Regions from separate parts of the Homo sapiens genome. Here region 2 is linked to region 1. A link is an interaction called in ENCODE POLR2A ChIA-PET data of the cell type or tissue named here. Cell type or tissue: MCF 10A. All regions are shown on one strand. Each heading gives the region's core, and the rest is flanking DNA. Links, peaks and the distances in the headings are about the cores only.

The links. Peaks named below come from ENCODE experiments on the same cell type or tissue, not always from the same donor. Only the 100,000 strongest peaks of a DNase experiment are listed, where the experiment ranks them.
Region 2: POLR2A ChIA-PET joins it to region 1 with 5 read pairs; 2 of 35 experiments call an interaction of 5 or more read pairs at or near these places.

Annotation. Positions count from the first base shown.
Region 1 is chr16:2,119,674-2,130,989 of GRCh38, reverse strand. All of the region lies in intron 1 of PKD1 (polycystin 1, transient receptor potential channel interacting), which reads left to right. Among named protein-coding and RNA genes, the nearest start is that of MIR4516, 7.8 kb to the left of the region's middle. RefSeq lists enhancers at 2,299-2,408, 4,593-5,434, 6,277-7,118. In MCF 10A, for the core only: a CTCF peak has its summit at 9,450; DNase peaks (open chromatin) are centred at 3,142, 5,819, 6,774 and 9,419.
Region 2 is chr16:2,056,118-2,064,117 of GRCh38, reverse strand. It overlaps TSC2 (TSC complex subunit 2), which reads right to left. Exons shown (of 42, transcript NM_000548.5): 7 at 7,874-7,922; 8 at 7,349-7,474; 9 at 6,940-7,013; 10 at 5,245-5,371; 11 at 3,305-3,448; 12 at 2,110-2,247; 13 at 1,518-1,621; 14 at 1,065-1,146. Among named protein-coding and RNA genes, the nearest start is that of TSC2, 12 kb to the right of the region's middle. In MCF 10A, for the core only: no CTCF peak of the experiment used is centred there; no DNase peak of the experiment used is centred there.

The sequences.
Region 1 (11,316 bases), core at 2,492-10,491:
CAGCTCAGGGCCCCCTGCTCTAAAGGCCACTTCTGGTGCTGGTTGCCACTCACCCTGGCTGGGGGTCACCTGGGTCTGCTGCTGTCTCGCAAATGCTGGGGTCCAGGACTGGGCACATCGAGGGACTTGGTAGGTGCTTGGTTCACTGATGTAAAATATAGGAGCACCCGGGGCCTTGCCCTTTCCCACCTGCATCCCTGAATGACAGGAGAGTGTGGGAGAGTGTAGGGACAGCAGGCGCAGACCCCGGGGCCCCTGCCTGGGATTGGCGTCGGGGAAGACAGGCATTCTGGAGCGACCCCTAGGCCTGATGCCTTAGAGCGCAACTGCCAGAGACACAGCTTCCTTGGGGGGCTGGCCAGGCCACGGAGGGGCCCCTGGCTCCCATTTCTGGTCCCTGGATCCTGAGAGCGAGGACTAGGGATTGTCACCAAGGCCTCCATGAGCCCTCAGCAGAAGGAGGGCCACCCTCGAGGGCTCCGTTATCACTGGAGCCCGCGTTCAACCAACACGCAGATGATTCTCCAAGGACAGAGATGGATGATGGGGAGGGGGCTGGCCTGGAAGGACCCCCAGTGCAGGTGACATTGAAGCCAGGTTTCAAAGCTCCCACAGGGAGCTGCCCAGAGAGAGTCCCCAAGGGGCAAGGTGACTCGGGGGCAGGGGTAGGGCCTCTGTCAGGAGAGCCTAGGAGAGGCCTGTGTCTTCTAGGAAGAGCCCTGGCAGCCGAGCGGAGGCAGTGGTGAGGACCTGCATCCTGCATGTCCAGCTGGCCTCACCCGGGGTCCCTGAGCCGGGTCTTACGTGGCTCCCGCACTCGGGCGTTCAGAACGTGCCTGCGTGAGAAACGGTAGTTTCTTTATTAGACGCGGATGCAAACTCGCCAAACTTGTGGACAAAAATGTGGACAAGAAGTCACACGCTCACTCCTGTACGCGATTGCCGGCAGGGGTGGGGGAAGGGATGGGGAGGCTTTGGTTGTGTCTGCAGCAGTTGGGAATGTGGGGCACCCGAGCTCCCACTGCAGAGGCGACTGTGGAGACAGAGAGCACCTGCAGGTCATCCATGCAGTATCGGCTTGCATCCAGATCATACAGGGAACACTATGATTCAACAACAGACAGGGACCCCGTTTAAACATGGACAAGGGGTCACTCACGCCTGGAATCCCAGCAGTTTGGGAGGCCAGGGTGGGTGGATCGCTTGAGCCCAGGAGTTTGACACCAGCCTGGGCAACAGGGTGAGACCCCGGTCTCTAAAAAATAAAAGAACATTGGCCGGGCGTGGTGGTATGCATCTGTGGTCCCAGCTATTCAGGAGACTGAGGTGGGACATCACTTGAGCCGAGGAGGTCAAGGCTGCAGTGAGCTGTGATCACACCACTGCACTCCAGGCTGGGTCACAGAGCAAGACCCTGTCTCAAAAAAAAAAAAAAAAAAAAAAAAAAATCACAGGATCTGAACAGAGATTTCTCCAAAGAAGACGCACAGATGGCCAACAGCGTGTGAGAAGATGGTCGGCCTCATTAGTCATGAGGGAAACGTAAATCAAAACCACTGTCCAGCCGGGCGCGGTGCCTCACGCCTGTAATCCCAGCACTTTAGGAGAGCAGATGGCTTGAGGCCAGGAGTTTGAGGCCAGCCTGGGCAACATAGCGAGACCAATAAATAGATATTAGTGGTGGCGCCTGTAGTCCCAGCTAGTTGGGAGGCTGAGGGGGGAGGATTCCCTGAGTCTATGAGGTTGAGACTGCAGTTAGCTGTGATGGTGCCACTGCACTCCAGCCTGGGCGACTAGGAAACGGTCTTTAAAAAAAAAAAAAAAAAACAGGGTGGGCGCGGTGGTTCACGCCTGTAATCTCAGCACTTTGGGAGGCCAAGGTGGGGGGATCACAAGGTCAGGAGTTTGTGACCAGCCTGACCAACATGGTGAAACCCCGTTCTACTAAAAATACAAAAATTAGCGAGGTGTGGTCGTGGGCGCCTGTAATCCCAGCTAATTAGGAGGCTGAGGCAGGAGAATCACTTGAACCCGGGAGGCGGAGGTTGCAGTGAGCCAATATCACACCACTGCACTCTAGCCTGGTCAACAGAGCGAGACTCTGTCTCAAAAAAAAAAAATGCTGAGCGTGGTGGCGCATGCCTGTAGTCTCAGCTACTTTGGGGGCTGAGGCAGGAGAATCGCTTGAACCTGGGAGGCAGAGGTCGCAGTGAGGCAAGATTGCACCATTGCACTCCAGCCTGGGAGACAGAGTGAAACTCTGTCTCAAAAAGAAAAGGTCTAGGAAGAGTCCGCACCCTCTCCCCGCGGTGGCCACGCCGGGCTCCGCGCTGAGCCCTCTGTGTTCTTGTCTCTCCATACCTCATCACGGCACCGCAGGGTTGCAGCCACTCCTGGTCTCATTTTACACACCAGGAAATTGAGGCTCTTTGAGAAGCCGTGGTGATGATTTCATCAGCATGCTCTGGGGCAGACCCCTGCAGCCGCACAGGGTGCCTGGGGCCCACACTAGTGCCCTGGTTTATAGACAGACAGAGGTGGCAGTGGCGCTTCCGAGTCGGGCTGCGATGTGCTTGCACTCCCCGAGGGGCTGAGGGGCCCTGCGCCCAGGTGCAGCTGCTTGGGTGCTGCCAGCCCCTCCCACCTCTCCCTCCCTGCCAGCCCCTCCCACCTCTCCCTCCCTGCCAGCCCCTCCCACCTCTCCCTCCCTGCCAGCCCCTCCCACCTCTCCCTCCCTGCCAGCCCCTCCCACCTCTCCCTCCCTGCCAGCCCCTCCCACCTCTCCCTCCCTGCCAGCCCCTCCCACCTCTCCCTCCCTGCCAGCCCCTCCCACCTCTCCCTCCCTGCCAGCCCCTCCCACCTCTCCCTCCCTGCCAGCCCCTCCCACCTCTCCCTCCCTCCAGCCCCTCCCACCTCTCCCTCCCTGCCAGCCCCTCCCACCTCTCCCTCCCTGCCAGCCCCTCCCACCTCTCCCTCCCTGCCAGCCCCTCCCACCTCTCCCTCCCTGCCAGCCCCTCCCACCTCTCCCTCCCTGCCAGCCCCTCCCACCTCTCCCTCCCTGCCAGCCCCTCCCACCTCTCCCTCCCTGGCTCATCCCTGCTGTGTCCCTTCTCTCTAGTTTCCTGTTCAGTTTCAGGAAGGAGGCTGGGAACCCAGATGTAGGGAATTTGCGCCCTGGAGTCAGACCTGGGTTCACGTCCCAGCGCCTCCACCTCTGGTGTGACCTTGGTCCAGTCTCTCAGCCTCAGTTTCCTCACCTGTAAAGTGGGCTCCATGATTAGATGCACCCTGCAGGGCAGTGTAGCAGTGACCTGGCTCAGCCACTGGCAGCCCCAACAATCATACCTTGTTAAAGTAGCTCTGTCGGTTCCCTCAGGGGTTCCGGGGGCCCATTCCCCTGTCCTCCATGCACTGTGAGACCTGCCCTGCCACAGAGCAGAGTGTAACAGCCTGAGGGTGAGAGCCAGACACTGTGCCTGTGCTTAGACCAGACACTGGACGACGGGAGCCAGTGCAGCCTGGGCGGGTGGACTCCTATGGACCCCTCAGCACCCAGCCTCGGTGCCTTCAGCGCAGGGCCGCGTGGCTGTGGGGGCTCACAAGACCCGGCCCACTCCTGCTTGTGCCTACATCTGGGTGTTTGCCCATTGGTGCCTTTTGACGCGTTCTGGTGTGTGTGAGACGTGCGGGGCTGGGAAGTGTTGGCAGAGCCGCGAGTACCGTCCTCACTCCTTTTGTTCTTTTGACGTAAGCTGGCGAGTGGCACTGCCTGAGTTCCGCTCAGTGCCCGCCCTGATGTGCGGACCCCGCTGCATTCTTGCTGTTAGGTGGTGGCGGTGTGCGCTGTCGCTGGTGGGCACCGAGAGTCTTTGGGAGCTTTGGGGAGGTTGTGCCAAGCCTGAGCCTCGACGTCCCCCTTCCCGGCTTTCTGTTGGCTCTTCTGAGGCCAGGGCATCTCTATGAGGGCCTCCTGCTGGAGCCGTCTCTGTGGATCTCCTCTGCCATCCTGGCCCATGAGTGGGTGATGCGCTGGCCACCATCTGGTGACAGTGGCCGGGCACCGCTGCCAAATGTGGGTCCCGCATCTGCAAGCCCCTCCCTGGGTCCCCTAGGGTATGGGGTGGTTCTGCCACTGCCCTCGCTCCCCCACCTTGGGGTGCCTCTCCCCCTGCTCGTGGGGGAGACCCTGCCTGGGATCTGCTTTCCAGCAAGGAATATACTTTGGAGGGAGACACACATGTTCTTTTCTGGAGCTCTGCAGTGGCCACGGCAGCCCAGCCCGCCAAGCACCCTGGAATGAAAACATCCCGCTGCTGTCTGGGCCTGGCCTGCACTCTGCTGCCTGCGCTCCAGCTGGCTGAGGCCGGGCACGTCTGCGGGCACAGCAGCGGGGGCGCCACAGTCTCCCTGCAGAGTGAGCGCAGCTGGAAAATGCAGCTCACGCCCTTTCCCAGAACACCTCGCTCTTCATGGCTTGGCAGCTGTCCTTGCCTAGGGGCCAGGGTGCCCAGGCACTGGTGGCAGGAGAAGGGCTACATCTGGGGCTGAGGCGGGCTGGGTCCTTTTCTCCCTGCAGCTCCCGAGGCCCAGCCCTGGCCCAGCCTGGCATTCCTGACCTTAGCAGCGCCATGATCTGAAGACAGGCTGGCTTCTGTGAGGCCACCTCAGAAAGGGCTTTGTGCCCAGGCAGAGGCGGAAGCCAGCTCTTCCTTCTGGTTGAGGCAGGAATGAGGCCAGCGCTGGGGCAAGCCCATGCCCAGGGAACGTCACAGCTGTGGGAGTACAGGGGCTCCGGGTTCTGAGCCCGTCCACTGTGCATCGTGGCCCTGGCCTCAGGATGGCTCGTACCATCATTGGCTGTGCCCACAGCCGAGTGGGTGATGGGATTCCGGCTGCCCCGCTGGATCTGTGCTGCTGCCCTCTCCAGGGCACTGCTGTGCCCGCACAGCCGGGCGCAGATGGCCAGTTTGCTTGCCCCCCCCCCCACCATCCTCTTCCTACCTTGGCTTCCTCCATTGACACACTGGACCCTGCTGGCTGCCCGGGGAGGTGTTTGGGGGATGGTGTTGGGGGAGGAGGAGGGCCCCTTGAGCCTCAGTGTGCCCATCAGGAGCGTAAGGTCAGTGCAGCACCTGCCCACACAGGCTGTGAAGGGTGGGAGTGGAGAGGGATGCAAGGGGGTCACAACGCCTGGCTCCATGTCAGCTGCGTGCAGGGGCACCAGGAGCCGGCCCTCATTCTCCCCTTGAACTGGAAGGGTGGCCCCGACCCCAGCGGCAGGTAGCATACGTATGAAGCGCTCTCCTTCCTACACCCCACAGGTGGGCTCGTCTCCAGACGGCCCTTTTTGAGCTGGCTGTGTTTTTCCATCTGTGTAGGCAAGGACATCGCAGACTCCCCTTTCTCATCTCCCTCGTTCAGCCTCCGAGGCCGGAGTCTCCATCCCTGTGCCTGCCTGTGGGTCCCGGGAGGACCTGAGGCTGCCCATGTCACCCCCGGCATCTCATCCTGGGGACAGTTCAGCCGTGGGAGGGATCTGTAAGGACAGAATGCCGCTGAGCCTGGGGCTCCCCAGCTAGTCTCACACCCCGTGTCTGGGACCCAGAGACCCTCGTGCAGGGCTCTGTTGCTTGGGGCCTGGCAGCCTCGTCCTGTATCAGAGGCTGCCACCCCCACCCCTCGTGGGGCCAGGGTTGTGGCCGGCCTCCCTGGCCCTCCCCATGGAAGTGGTAGGCGGAGCCAGCAGCCATCTGCCCAGCCCGGGGCTGCACTGTTTTTTTTCAAATGAGCACCGTCCCAAACTGCAGCCCGTTAATTTAAACAGGATCATTTCCGGCCCTGGAAGCCGCCTCACTCTCCTTAAATAGAAAGGAGCACAGCGCAGAGGGAAACAGATGAGGTCATGGCTCGGCTGGCCCAGCGAGGAAGGGGCCGCAGTGGGGGTGGCACTGCCGCCTGTCCCCTGTCCTCTCCAGCGCCCACACTGCAGCCCATTTCCTCACCCTGGGCCTGCTCTCGGGAGGGACGGGCCTGGGGGTCCTCTTGCTGGGCGGAGGGGAACCAGCTCCTCCAGGAGAGGACGGGGCCTGGCAGGGGGCATGGGGCCTCCCTGGGTCTGGCGTCCTGTCCTGCCCCTGCCGAGGGAGGAGCGGTTACATAAGCTCCGCAGGCGGCCCCTCCGAGCCGGTCCCCCCAGCCCAGTTTCCAGTGAGGCGGCCAGCGCGGGCGGGGGTGCCGGGCCTGGCGCACACCCGCTGCTGACCACACGTGTCTGGAATGTGCAGATGTTTCTTTGGGGGCTCCGTCCGGCCCCCAGACCCCACTCAGCATCTGGTCTGGGGAGTGGGCGCCTGGGGCACTCAGCTCTGAGTGTGAGACTCTGAGGCAGGTCTGGTTTGTCTGGGGCCATTCCCTCTGCTGTGGATTGGGAGGGCCCCGGGAGCTGCCCCACACCCAGGGAAGTTCTCCTCAGTCCCACTGTTGCATTCCCCGACCCCGGCTCCCCCGGCCCAGGAGCGCCTGTGGGGCAGAAGGCCCAGCCCCAAGACTTCCCGGCCCTGCCAGCCTCAGGCTTCACCCACCCTCGCGCCAACTGTGGGCAGAGCCCAGGGGGAGGGCAGGAGAGCCAGCGCCTGGCTGGGAACACCCCTGAGGGGCCGAGGCTCCAGGGCGAGGGGGCCCGACCTGGGGTTCACACGCCCGGGTGGCGGGCAGACCCGCTGCAGCATGAGACACGTGTCAGCTACCTCGGGCCGGCAGGCTGGCCCTGCTGCCCACAGCCCTGGGACGTGGCCCCACCTGTGACGGGTGTGGAGGGGCAGCCTCCAGGCCTGGCCACACCCTCTGCTGTTGCTGCTCCTGCTCCAGGATTGGCAAGGGTGCTGGGAAGGGGTGAAGACCCGTACTGTGGCCACACACCTGGGACTTCCTTCTCCACCCAGTGGTGCCCCAGCAGCCGCTAAGGAGCCCGCTGGGTCCCACGCTAGGATGGTCCTAACTCCTCCCGCCTTCCAGATCGGACGCTCGGCGCTGGGGACCCCTTGTGTCCCGGGGCTGGGGCACCGTCCTGCCCCCCATGGGGGTGTACTCCTCCCGACAAGCTTGGCTTCAGCTTCCCTGGGAGCACATCCTGGCCCTCGGGCACCCATCAGGCTGTCCCTGTGCACCTGGCTCCCACCCTTCCAGCTCATAGCAGGAACTGGGGTGAGGAGTGCGTGGGGCAGCAAGGGCCTGGGACCCCAGAGGACCCTGCACTCTGCTCTGTGCTCTTGCCTGGGCTTAGGGCCGCTCGGTGGTCCTGCTGCCAGATGCCTGGGCCCTGCTGTGTCCCCCATCCTTGCAGGGAACCAGAACGTGGGGGCAGGGCATCAGACAGCGGCGATGATGTCACCTGGCGGGTGCAGAGGAAGCCCGAGGGGCGGGGTGGGGGGGCTGGCGCGAGGCTGCCTGGCTAGGCCTTGGCGTTCCCCCAGAACGGCGATGGCAAAAGCAGATGGAGACGTGAAAAAGTACGGGAGCAAGCGAGGTGAGGACTCCACGGGGACCCCTGTGCTGTTCCCTGTCCCTGAAGCCCACACCTGAGTCCTGCCCAGGGCAGATGCTTCCACACCCAGGGGGCACCTGAGTCCTACCCAGGGCAGACGCTTCCACACCCTGGGGGCTGGGGGACTGCACCTGGCTCCTGTCTGGGCCCCAGCTTCATTCCACTGCCCTGGGCCCTGGGAGCTCGGCCGAGCGGGGTCCCCAAGACCTTGCTGCATTTCTGGGCCTTGGGCTGGGGTGAGGGCCGGGAGAAGGAGCCAGCCTGGAGCCTGGCACGCAGGGAGTGCATGGCCAGAACCGGTGACAGGCAGGGCTGCCTGCTGGCGTGGAAGAAGTGTCCATGGCACCCCCAGGCCTGGTTCACAGTGGGATGGGCGGGGAGCCGGGGGGCTCTGGGGTCCTCGGCTGACCTGCCCCCACCCCTGCCCTGGCTTGTCAGCTCCCAGCAGCAGCCACTCTTGATGGATTTTCCAGAAAATGAGGTGTGGCCAAACATCTTCAGGCTTTTCCTTCTTTCCTTTCTCCCGTGGCCTGGGTGGGAGCTGCTCCCCATGCCTGGGGGCAGGTGCGAGAGCCTGTGCCCCTCCCTGGGGCAGTTTCACAGCTGTGTCCCTTCCAGGGGGCCTGCCTGTGTTCACCGTGGCCTCTGCAGCACCTCTCGCCCCTTAGGGCTCCTGCGCCTCGGGTCCCGGTGCCTCATTTCTCCCTAAAGCATTGGTTCTGCTGCCGCCGCAGCCGCTGGAAAGTCCCTCCTCAGGTCTAACTGCAGTTCCTCACGGCACAGTGTTCCCCCTCGGGCATGGTGCTTGGGCAGTGGGTGTGAGTCCAGCTGCCTCACCCTGTCTCGAGAATGGCCTCTTGCTGGTCTCCCAGCCACCACCCTGTCCCACCCCACGGCGGGGATGGTGTGGATGCCTAGCAGCGCGGCTGTGGGCCCACCCATCCTTATGGGCAGTGGGGAGCACCTCAGCCCGTGTCCCTACCTTGGTGTAGAGGAGGGGACGGCAGAGAAGCAGGGTTCAGTTAGGGGGGAAGTGGTGGCCCTGCCGGAGGGGCCGTTCCCTGTGTGCCTGGCCCCCAGATCCTCTCCCCTCCCGGAGCCCAGGGCACAGGCATAGGCTCTCTGAGTGTCCCACAGCCCCTGGGGGAAGGGAACTGCACCCCCAACCGTGCCCTCCATCCGCAGATGGAACGAGAAGCTCCGGGAGCCAGTGCCCAGCGTCTCATCTGTCTGGGCACCCAGCCCAGGTGAGGGCCTGGCTCCACCGTCCGTGGCTGGTGCTGCTTCCTGGCACGGAGAAGGCCTCGGCTGCTCTGTCCCCTCAGCTGGGGTGGCCTCTGGTCCCCTTCTTTGTTGGTTCCCTTCTCAAGCTCTTGCCCTGGCCCCGGGCCCCACCGGGCAGCCTGTGTGTGCGTCTCTCCTGCGCCGGGTAGGCTCCTGTGGGAGCGGAGCTCCGGTGGGAGGAGCAGGGCTGGAGGCTGGCAGGGGCTGGGCGGGTGTTCAGGGATGGAGGCCGCCCCGGCTTGGGGCTGGCTGCCGGGTGGTCATTGCTGGGAAGAGCAAGTCTAGGCGGAGGCACCTGCTGGGTCACTCGTGGGGAGGGTGACACCTGGGGAAGTAGAGGCCCGTGGCAGGAGGTGAGGCCTCGGGGTCCTGGGGAGCAGGGGGGTGGTGTGCAGACCTGCGGAGCCATAGTCCTGTGCCAGGAGCACTACTGGGAGTGCGTGGGACCAGGAGGGGTGCCCAGGGTGGGCGGCAGAGTGACCCCCGAGGTGCTTGAGGCCGAGGGGAGGTGGAGTTCTCGGTTTGCCCCAGCTCTCTGTCTACTCACCTCCGCATCACCAGCTCCAGGACCTGGTTTGTAACTCGGGCAGCTCTGAAAAGAGAGACATGCTGCCGCCCTGTGGTTTCTGTTGCTTTTTCTTCACTGACTACTGACATGGGATGTTTTTCCTACGGCTGTGACCAATTGTGCTTCTTCTAATTGCCTGGTTTTTCTTTTTTTGTTTTTGGAGTTTTCTCTTTCTTTCCTCCCTCCCTCTCACCCTCCATCCTTTTTTTTTTTATTTTTATTTTTTGAGATGGAGCTTCACTCTTGCAGGATGGGGTGCTGGAGTGCAGGGGTGCGATCTCAGCTCACTGCAACCTCTGCCTCGCGGGTTCAAGTGATTCTCCTGCCTAAGCCTCCTGAGTAGCTGGAATTACAGGTGCTTGCCACCACGCCCGACTAATTCTGTAGTTTTGGTAGAGACAGGGTGTCTCCGTGTTGGTCGGTCTGGTCTTGAACTCCTGACCTCAGGTGATGCGCCCGCCTCAGCCTCCCAAAGTGCTGGGATTACAGGCAGGAGCCATTGCACCCGGCTCTTTCCCCTTCTCCTTTTCTTCTCTCTCTCCTCCCTTTCTTTCTTTTCTTTTCTTTTTTTTTTCTTTTGAGATGGAGTCTCGCTCTGTCACCAGGCTGGATTGCAGTGGCGTGATCTTGGCTCACTGCAACCTTCGCCTCCCGGGTTCACGTGATTCTCCTGCCTCAGCCTCCTGAGTGGCTGGCACTACAGGCTCCCGCCGCCATGCCCGGCTAATTTTTGCATTTTTAGTAGAGACAGGGTTTCACCCTGTTGGCCAGGATGGTCTCGATCTCTTGATCTCATGATCCACCCACCTTGGCCTCCCAAAGTTCTGGCATTACAGGAGTGAGCCACCGTGCCCGGCCATCTTTCTTTCCTTGCTTTCTCTTTGTTTTCTTTCGAGACCGGGTCTTGCTCTGTCGCCCAGGCTGGACTGCAGTGGCACAATCATAGCTCACTGCAGCCTCGACTTCCCTGGCTCAAGCGATCCTTCCTCCTCAGCCCCCCGAGTAGCTGGAACTACAGTTACACACTACCATGCCTGGCTGATTCTTTTTTTCCTTGTAGAGATGGGGTCTTGCTATGCTGTCCATCCTGGTCTCAAACTCCTGGCCTTCCCAAAGCACTGGGTTTACAGGCATAAGCCACCACACCCAGTTTCCTTTTCTTCTTTTTAACTGGAATAGTTGACGTTTTCTTTATTAGCTGTGTGTCAGGAGGGTATTTTTGGCCTTTAGTATGTCGTGTAAGTTGCTAGTGCTTTTCTGAGATTGTAGTTTGTTTTCTAATTTTATTTATATTTTGCGTAGAAGTTGTGTATTTTAGATGGAGTTAGGTCGGCTGGTCTTTGATGTTTTATTTATTAATTATGTATGTATTTATTTATTTTTGAGGTAGAGTCTCGCCGTTTCACCCAGGCTGGAGTACAGTGATGCGATCTCAGCTCCCTGTAGCCTTGACCTCTCTGGGCTCAAGTGATTTTTCTCTCCTCTACCTCCCGAGTACTTGGGACCCCAGGCGCATGCCGCCATGCCTGGCTAATGTGTATTTTTTGTAGATACGGGGTCTCACTGTGTTGCCCAGGGTGGTTTCAAAATCCTGGGCCCAGGCGATCCTTCCGTCTCAGCTCCCACGGTGCTGTGTTACCGGCGTGTGCCCCAGTGCCTGGCCGTCTTGGAGGTCTTGTTTCTCTGGGTTTATGCCTCGAGGTGGCGCCTGCTCCCCTGTGCTCCCTGGTAGCCTGGTAGTGAGCCTGCTTCTCACACAGTCATACCTGGTTGTGGTCCCACAGTGGGACCACCCTGTTGGGTTCAGAACAGGAGATGGGGGCCCCTCGAGTCTGTGTGGGGGCTGTGGACAGGGTTGGGAGACCTTGGCTCTGTGGGGGACTGTGGACAGGGGATGGGGGGCCTTGGCCCTGCGTGGGAT
Region 2 (8,000 bases), core at 1-8,000, 64 kb after region 1:
GACTCAGAGACCCCGGGGCCCCTTCCAGGGATCCTGTCCAGCTCCTCGTTCAGAAGGCTGGTGAGCACCGCAGGGCGGCCGGGCACAGACACGGGGCCCACAACTCACAAGGAGCAGCCGAGGTGAGGCCCTGCCCTTCACTGTCACAGCCGAGAACCCCTCCCACATGGTGCTGTGCGTGTGTGCGTGAGGGTGTGTGTGGCTGTGTGCACGCGTGGGCATGTGCACGTGTGTGCCTGTGCATGCGTGAATATGCGTGTGTGTGCGTGCTGTGCTGAGGACAGCGTGAGTTTTCACAGAAGCAGGTAAAAAGTTCCACAGGAACAGAGACCAGGACAAGACCAGCCCTGATGGGAGAAGCCAGAGGACCCAGAGGAACTTCCAGGAGGCCCTTAGCTCCCTCAGACAGAATGCGGGATCGCAATGCCCAGCAAAGGGCAATTCAAGGACAGTGGACGCTGGGGAGAGGAGCAGAGTGGGCAGCTCTCAGGAGGGCAGGACTGCGAGGCTGCAGGGAGGAGTTCGGTGGGAAGGGACAGCCTCAGAGCCTAAGCTGCGCCTCCTGGGAAAGGGGTATGACTGGCAGGCACACAAATGTCTCTCAAGGAAGGTGGGCCTGGGGCCACAGAGCTCCCAGAGGAGGGAGTGGAGAGGGAGAGCCCGCAGAGGAGAGACCAGGCAGGGCTGGCGATCACGCAGGTGCACAGGGTGAACGTCAGGACTGAAACGGAAGACAATGTCCCCATGCAAGACTGGCTGAAACGAACTCACACAGAATTTTTAAGAGGCTCCTGTGTTGGGTGAAAACCGGCCGGAGCTCCCTGAGGGCAGGCACTGTGCCTTCCTTGCTACTTGGCCACGTGTCAAGGCCTGGCAGAGGCACCCAGGACGAGCAAGCCAGTGAATGAACAGGGGTAAACAGACCACGCTGGGGGCTGCAGAGGGTCCGGCAGGACCGAAGTCCCAGGCAGAGCCCGGCTCTGCGGGAGCACGTGCACAACAGAGACAGCCCGCCCACGGAGAAATAGCCCTGAGCCCCCAGCTGCGGCCGCCTGGACACGCACCTCATAGAACTGCCTGTTGATGAGCAGCACAAAGGACAGCACGTCCAGCACCTTGATGCGCACGGCGCCTCGGGACTCGCTCCTGCGGGACGGCAGCCTGCTGGGGCGGGTGGGGAGTGCCCGGCCACAGCCCCACACCAGCCCGTCTGCCTGGCGCAGGCCAGCCCGACTCTGGGTCCTCCCGCGGCCAGGCACACAGGGCACAGAGCTCTGCTTCCCAGGGAGCATCTCTCCAGACGACCCCCGAAAAGAGGGAGCCCAGTGGCGTCATGAGAGGACCTGTCCTGCTGGACTGGAAAGCAAGCTAGCACCTGCTCACCCAGAGCCAGGGCTCTCCAGAGGCAGAGGGGAGGGCCCTGCTCATCGGGCATCCTGAGACCCAGCCCGGGTGGGCCCCAGACAGAGACAGGGCCAGGCTCCAGGTGCCAGGCAAGGCTACAGAGGACCCCCTACCTGAAGAATCTCTCCATCAGCGCCTGCAGGTTCTGAATCCAGCCGTCCTTGGCCGGGTGGATGGACTGCGCTCTATAGGAGATCAGGTTCAGGAGGGAGGACTCCTGTCAAAAGAAGAGCCGGTGTTGCCCCTCTGCCCCTCCGGCGCTCTCCTTCTCCACACTGGGCTGCTGGTCGAGAGGCTGGTTTGCTGTCAGAGCCCAGCCGCCTCACAGCCTGCAGCCCACAGCCCAGACACAAAGGCACTCCTGGCAGCGGGGAAGACTTGTGTCCAAACCCATGGAAAAGCCTGGGCCCTAAGCTGAGTGTTCCTGGCAAAATGACTGCGGCCGCCTGGGAGCCACAGGACTCTACAGAGCCGGATGGAAGCTTGCTCCACACAGGTGGGAGGAAACTGATGGGTGGGCTAGCCCCGAGCTTGTTACCAAACACGTGCTGTGCCTGCCAGCCTTCCCTGCCGAGTGCAGAAACCTGGAAAGCAGGCGCCCACCTGGCCCTTGGCTTCTGAGGCTCAGAAAGCTGCACTTCACCCAGCACCCGGCCCCTCCCCACCAGCCAAAGCCCAAAGGCCCCACCCAGGAGGGGGTCTCACAGGCCTCTGGTCCGCACATCTCTCCACCAGTTCAAAGTATCTCTCCTGAGACCCGTGGAACTCGTTCTGGTCACACAGCTCCTCCACCGTGGTCAACAGGTCATGGACGATGGTCCTGAGCTCCGGGCTGTCCAAGGTCTGCAGTACCAGGCACGATGACACAGGCTGACTTCCACTCCCCACATGGACTTGGCACCAGAGGCCTCGCTACACACCCACCGCATGGAGACACCCTCAGCCCTCTCAGGCCGCTCTGGGCCGCATGGGGACAGACGCCCCCAGCCCTCTGAGGCCGCTCCGGGCCTCATGGGTTGAGACACCCCCAGATCCTCTCCAGGGGCCACCCTGACCCACGTGGCCCAGGACACCCCCCAGATCCTCTCAAGGGGCCACAGTGGCTGTGATGGCAGCTGCTGTTCCTGCCCGTACCCCACCCCCCAAGGAATCTTGGCTGTGCCCATGCAGCTGGGCCAAGAAGGAAGCTCGGGCAGGAGGGCCAAGAGTAGCCACAACTACAAGCCTTTCTTGCCTCTCCCAGGTCCAGCCTCTTTTAGAAGCCCCAGGCTATGACCTCTGCCACTGCCACCAGCGGTCGGGGGCAATGCTCTGGCCCAGCGACAGGCTCTGAGAGGACTTCAGTCCCTGCTAAGTCCCGGCGAAGTCCCGGCCTCCCTTCTGCTGCCTGGCCTCCTGTACATCACCCGCCCCAGGCTCCAGGAAAAGGCACAGCCCTGAGGCTGCTGGATACTAGCCTCGCCTCCCCAGGGCCCCTATGCTGATGAGCCCGTGTGGCCGTGGAGTCCTCCTTAAAGCTGTGGTTAACAGACTCGACTAATGCGGTCCTCCAAAGTCATGCGGAAGCCACACTGGCATCCCTCTGGGAACTGTGCCGGGGCCCACTCAGGCCACGAAGGCGGCCTGCAGGTCACTCTGCGGACTGTGGACAGCACTGGCCCAGCCCCGGCTCACCTACTGCATATTCCTGTCTGGGGCCTAAACGATGCACCACGTCTGGAAAAATCAGACCTGTCTCCGGTGGAAGGTGGATGAGCGCCACTGCGAATCACCAGAGAACACGGTTCTGGCAGTCTCTGCGGGACCCCCAGAGATGGGGCCCAAGGTACCATCTTCTGAGTGGGCCGAGCCTGCCTGTCTGGGTTCCCGGTGCTCCCCGGAGCTCCTGCCCCCACCCCACCTGGAGCTGCTGAAGGAGCCGTTCGATGATGTTCAGCAGAATGTCCCACGCCACCACCTGGAGCTCCTTCCTATACTTCTTGATGAGCCTGGTGATGGACAGGACGATCTCATAGGACACCACCTCGTTCGGACATGCCATGGCCTGGAACACGAGCCCGGCCAGCACACAGGGTCAGAGCTGCTTGCTTGCTGTGGGACGCCCTCCCAGTCACCCTTGGGACCGAGAGTAGCACGCCTGAGCGCGCAGTGCCCACCACACGTTTATCAGGGGCCGCAGAAACAGCAGGTGGGGCGCCCAGGAGGGGTTTCTACATGCTCCAGCACAGTCAGGACCCAGACGGGCCCCACCCCCATGCCTGCCTGCAAAGTCCCTGACTCGGACAGACCAGCAACTGAATCCTGGGCACCCGGTGGGCCAGCCCAGCAGCAACTGAAAGCTGCCCTGAGTTCGGCTGCAAGCTGTGCACAAAGACAACATCCCCCCACCGCCCCTACGGGGAGGGGGGTAGCAGGAAGAGCAGAGGATCAGGAGAGCCCTGTGACCCACACCGCAGCTCATCACTATAAAACCAGGACGACGTGATCGCCCCACCCTCCAGGGAGCTGTGAGCACAGAACGAGGACGGACACAAAAAGCGCTGTCATCACGGGGCACTGCGGAAACTGAAGCTGTACCACCAGCGTCTGTGCCACGGCGTCATTGCAGAGACAGGACAAGACCAGCACTTGACAAAACAGAGCCGCCAACAGCAAGAGAACGGCTACCCCCGAGGCAGCGTTCACCCCTCCACTGCCAACTCCAGAAGGTGAAACTCGCAAGATGTAAGGTTTGCTTGAGAATAAAGCCTTTGGGCTGCGCGCAGTGGCTCATGCCTATAATCTCAGCACTTTGGGAGACCAAGGCGGGTGGATCACCTGAGGTCAGGAGTTCAAGACCAGCCTGACCAACATGGTGAAACCCCATCTCTAATAAAAATACAAAACATTAGCCTTGGCCGGGCACGGTGACTCATACCTATAATTCCAGCACTTTGGGAGGCTGAGGCTGGCGGATCACCTGAGGTCGGGAGTTTGAGACCAGCCTGACCAATGTGGAGAAACCCAGTCTCTACTAAAAATAAAAAATTAGCTGTGTGTAGTGGCCCATGCCTATAATCCCAGCTACTCAGGAGGCTGAGGCAGGAGAATGGCTTGAACCTGGGAGGCGGAGGTTGCGCTGAGCCAAGATCGCGCCATTGCACTCCAGCCTGGGCAATAAGAGCGAAACTCTGTCCCATTAAAAAAAAAAAAAAAAAAAAAAAACCATTAGCCAGGCACTGTGGCAGGCACCTGTAATCCCAGCTACTCAGGAGGCTGAGGCAGAATGGCTTGAACTGGGGAGGCAGAGGTTGCAGTGAGCCGAGATCGCACCATTGCACTCCACCCTGGGCAACAAGAGTAAAACTCTGTCTCAAAAAAAAAAAAAAAAAAAAAGAGAGAGAGAAAAAAGCCTTTGGCCAGGCATGGTGGCTCACGCCTGTAATCCTAGCACTTTGGGAGTCTGAGATGGGTGGATCACTTCAGGTCAGGAATTCGAGACCAGCCTGGCCAACATGGCGAAACCCCGTCTCTACTAAAAACACAAAATTAGCCAGGCATGGTACCAGGCACCTGTAATCCCAGCTACTCAGGAGTCTGAGGCAATAGAATCACTTGAATCCGGGAGGCGGAGATTGCAGTCAGCCAAGCAGAAAGAGCAGAACTCCTTCTCAAAAAAAAAAAAAAGACTAAAGCCTACAAAGGGCCCCAAACCTCACCCCCAGCTGCAAAGCAACTGCCTGGAAAGGCCTAGAAATGCCACCGCAGCCCCCGCAGCAGGACCCCCAGTGGGATGGGTGGGCAGGCGTGAGGGGAGCTCTCCCGTTCCTGCCAGCTCACTGCACACAGAAACCGCCTTACCTGGTAAAATGATGGCAACACAGATGTCGGCGAGTTCCTGAGAGAATAGAGCCGGTGGGCTCCCCAGAGAGCCATGCCCACAAAAAACACGGCTCCTCTCAGCAGGGGCGCGTCCTCCATGTAGGCTCTAAAAGTGTTCCCCAGAGAGACGGAATGTGAGCAGGGCCCTGTCCCAGGGTCCGCCATGGATGTGTGAGGTTGCCGAGGCTCCTGCAGCAGCCCCAGAGGTCCCTGTGCTTGGGGGGGGCAGGAGCACCGCTGGGGAAGGGCAGGGAACAGAGGCCAGCAGTAACACTCTTGTTCACTCCTGCGCACAGGCGGCAGCCCATCACTGCTGACCACGCTGTGAGCTACAGGTCATGCCAGGGACAGGAAGCAGGCAAGAGGGATGGCCCACAGCCTCGCAGTCTGGGGGAGACAGGCGCCAGCCACATAATCTCCCAGGTAAACGCAAAATCTCTTCCTCCAATCACAGCCAAGAAGGAAAGCCACAGCAAAAACTACTCAGGGAGGTGGGGGAGTCAGTGACCACGCTAAGACCTCAGTAAACAGAGTAACTCGGCAAAGGTGGAAGAACCTGCTGGCAAGAGGAATCAGGGCATGCACAAGCCCTTGGTGGAGGGGAGAAGGCAAGATGGAGGAAAGGAGAGATGCAGGGGGTGGGGCAGGGCTGGGAGAGATGCAGGCTGAGGCAGGGCTGGCCCCCAGGGCCTGGTTCTACGGGAGGAGGGAGGGAGAGATGCAGGGGCTGAGGCAGGGCTAGGAGAGATGCAGGGCTGAGGCAGGGCTGGGCCCCAGGGCCTGGTTCCAAGGATGGAGGGAAGGAAAGATGCAGGGCCGAGGCAGGGCTGGGAGAGATGCAGGGGCCGAGGCAGGGCTGGGAGAGATGCAGGGGCCGAGGCAGGGCTGGGAGAGATGCAGGGGCCGAGGCAGGGCTGGGAGAGATGCAGGGGCCGAGGCAGGGCTGGGAGAGATGCAGGGGCCGAGGCAGGGCTGGGAGAGATGCAGGGGCCGAGGCAGGGCTGGGAGAGATGCAGGGGCCGAGGCAGGGCTGGGAGAGATGCAGGGGCCGAGGCAGGGCTGGGAGAGATGCAGGGCTGAGGCAGGGCTGGCCCCAGGGCCTGGTTCCATAGGAGAAGCCTACATCCCAAGGGCGCTGGGAACCACCTGGCTTCCAGCAAAGGGTGACACCGACATATCTGTGTCAGAAAAAGGCCACCCGGGTGCTGCATGGAGTGGGCTTCAGGAGGCGCGGATGGATACAGGAGAGCAGGAGGGGGAGCTGGCAGCATGGGTGGGAGGCCAGGGTGTGGGCAGAGCTGAGCCATCTCTAATGGCTAAAGCAACAAAAGTGGCCACAGCCTGGCTGTGGGGGTGAGGGCAAGGGCAACGTCAAGCCAAGACCCCGAGCCTCGCCTTGTAACAGGCTAAGTAGTTGGGGAGCACCGCTGGAGGACGTCCGAGCATGGGGCAGGCACTGAGCTGGGTGTGGATATTCTGTTGAACTGACAGAGGAAGGAGAGGACAGGGGCTGGATCCTAGAAGTCATGGGCCTCGCTCTAGTGGCAGCCTCTGGAACAGCTGCCCGAGAGGACAAGGACTCTCTAAGCCAGTGTGTGCTTGGCAAGGGACACTGGAGCTGCCCCGAGGGCTGTGCTGGCCTCCACTGCCCTGCGCCCCACCCACCACACTCACCTGTCCTCCATGAGGTGGCACATGTTGTAGATGGCGCTGTGGCCCAGGTGGGTGCCAAGGAGGTTCCGCATCAGCTGCGAGACACAATGCGTGTCAGGGGCTGGCAGGCATAAGCCCTGCCCCCAGCCCCAGTCCCGCTGCTGGCCCCGCCTGGCTGCTGCCCTATAGCCACCCAAGGTCCGGCCAGCTCGCCACCATCTCCTCCCAAAGACAGAGGCAGCAGGGTTCTCAAAATGCCACCAAAACCCTGACCTCAGCTCAACTGCCTGGGAAAATGACACTGGCCGTCCCTCAACAGGCCATTGTCTGGCCACCCCAAGAATCAGACAACCATTCATGGGAGACAGGATGGCCCTTGTCCCATCCATGTGCTCTCAGGAACCTTCCAGAGCAGTTTCAGAAACCCCACCTTCCAGCAAGGCTCGCAGAGCTCCTTGACGTTGATGGTGCGACAGAGGGTAACGATGAACAGCGGGAGGCTCTCAGCCGGCAGGCAGTTGTAGCAGACCACGGCGTCCAGCACCTGCAGGGAGACCTGGTGGAGAGGGAGACGGCTCACGCCCGTCCTACCCCAGCTCCTCCCCACAGGAGAGGACACCCAGGCTTCCTTCCCACCTCCTTCAGCCTGCGCTGCCACCTCTCCCCGCTGCCATGGCACCCTCTCTCCAAGCCACAGGGCAAGCGGGCATGTGGGAAGCACCTGACGTCCCTGTCACTGTGGGTCATTGATGCTGTCATCCACCCTGAGCTACATCTCCACATGGAGGCGCCCGGCTATCCTGACTTACATGGGGGACTCCTGAGGCTCAGAGAGACCGAGCAGCTTGCCCAGGGCTACACAGCCAGCAGGTGGCACACAGGGCTCAACCCCCAAGCCCCAGCCTCCCAGAAACCAGGGTGAAATGGGCCGGCCCTGGGGAGGGGAGGCACTGACCTCTATGTCCACAGAGGACGCGGTCCGGACGCACAGCAGACAGATCATCCTGCAGGGAGCACCGAGCTCAGTCCCGGCAGCACTGCCTGGATGGCCGAGCCACCACGGGCTGTGGTCTAGTCACTCT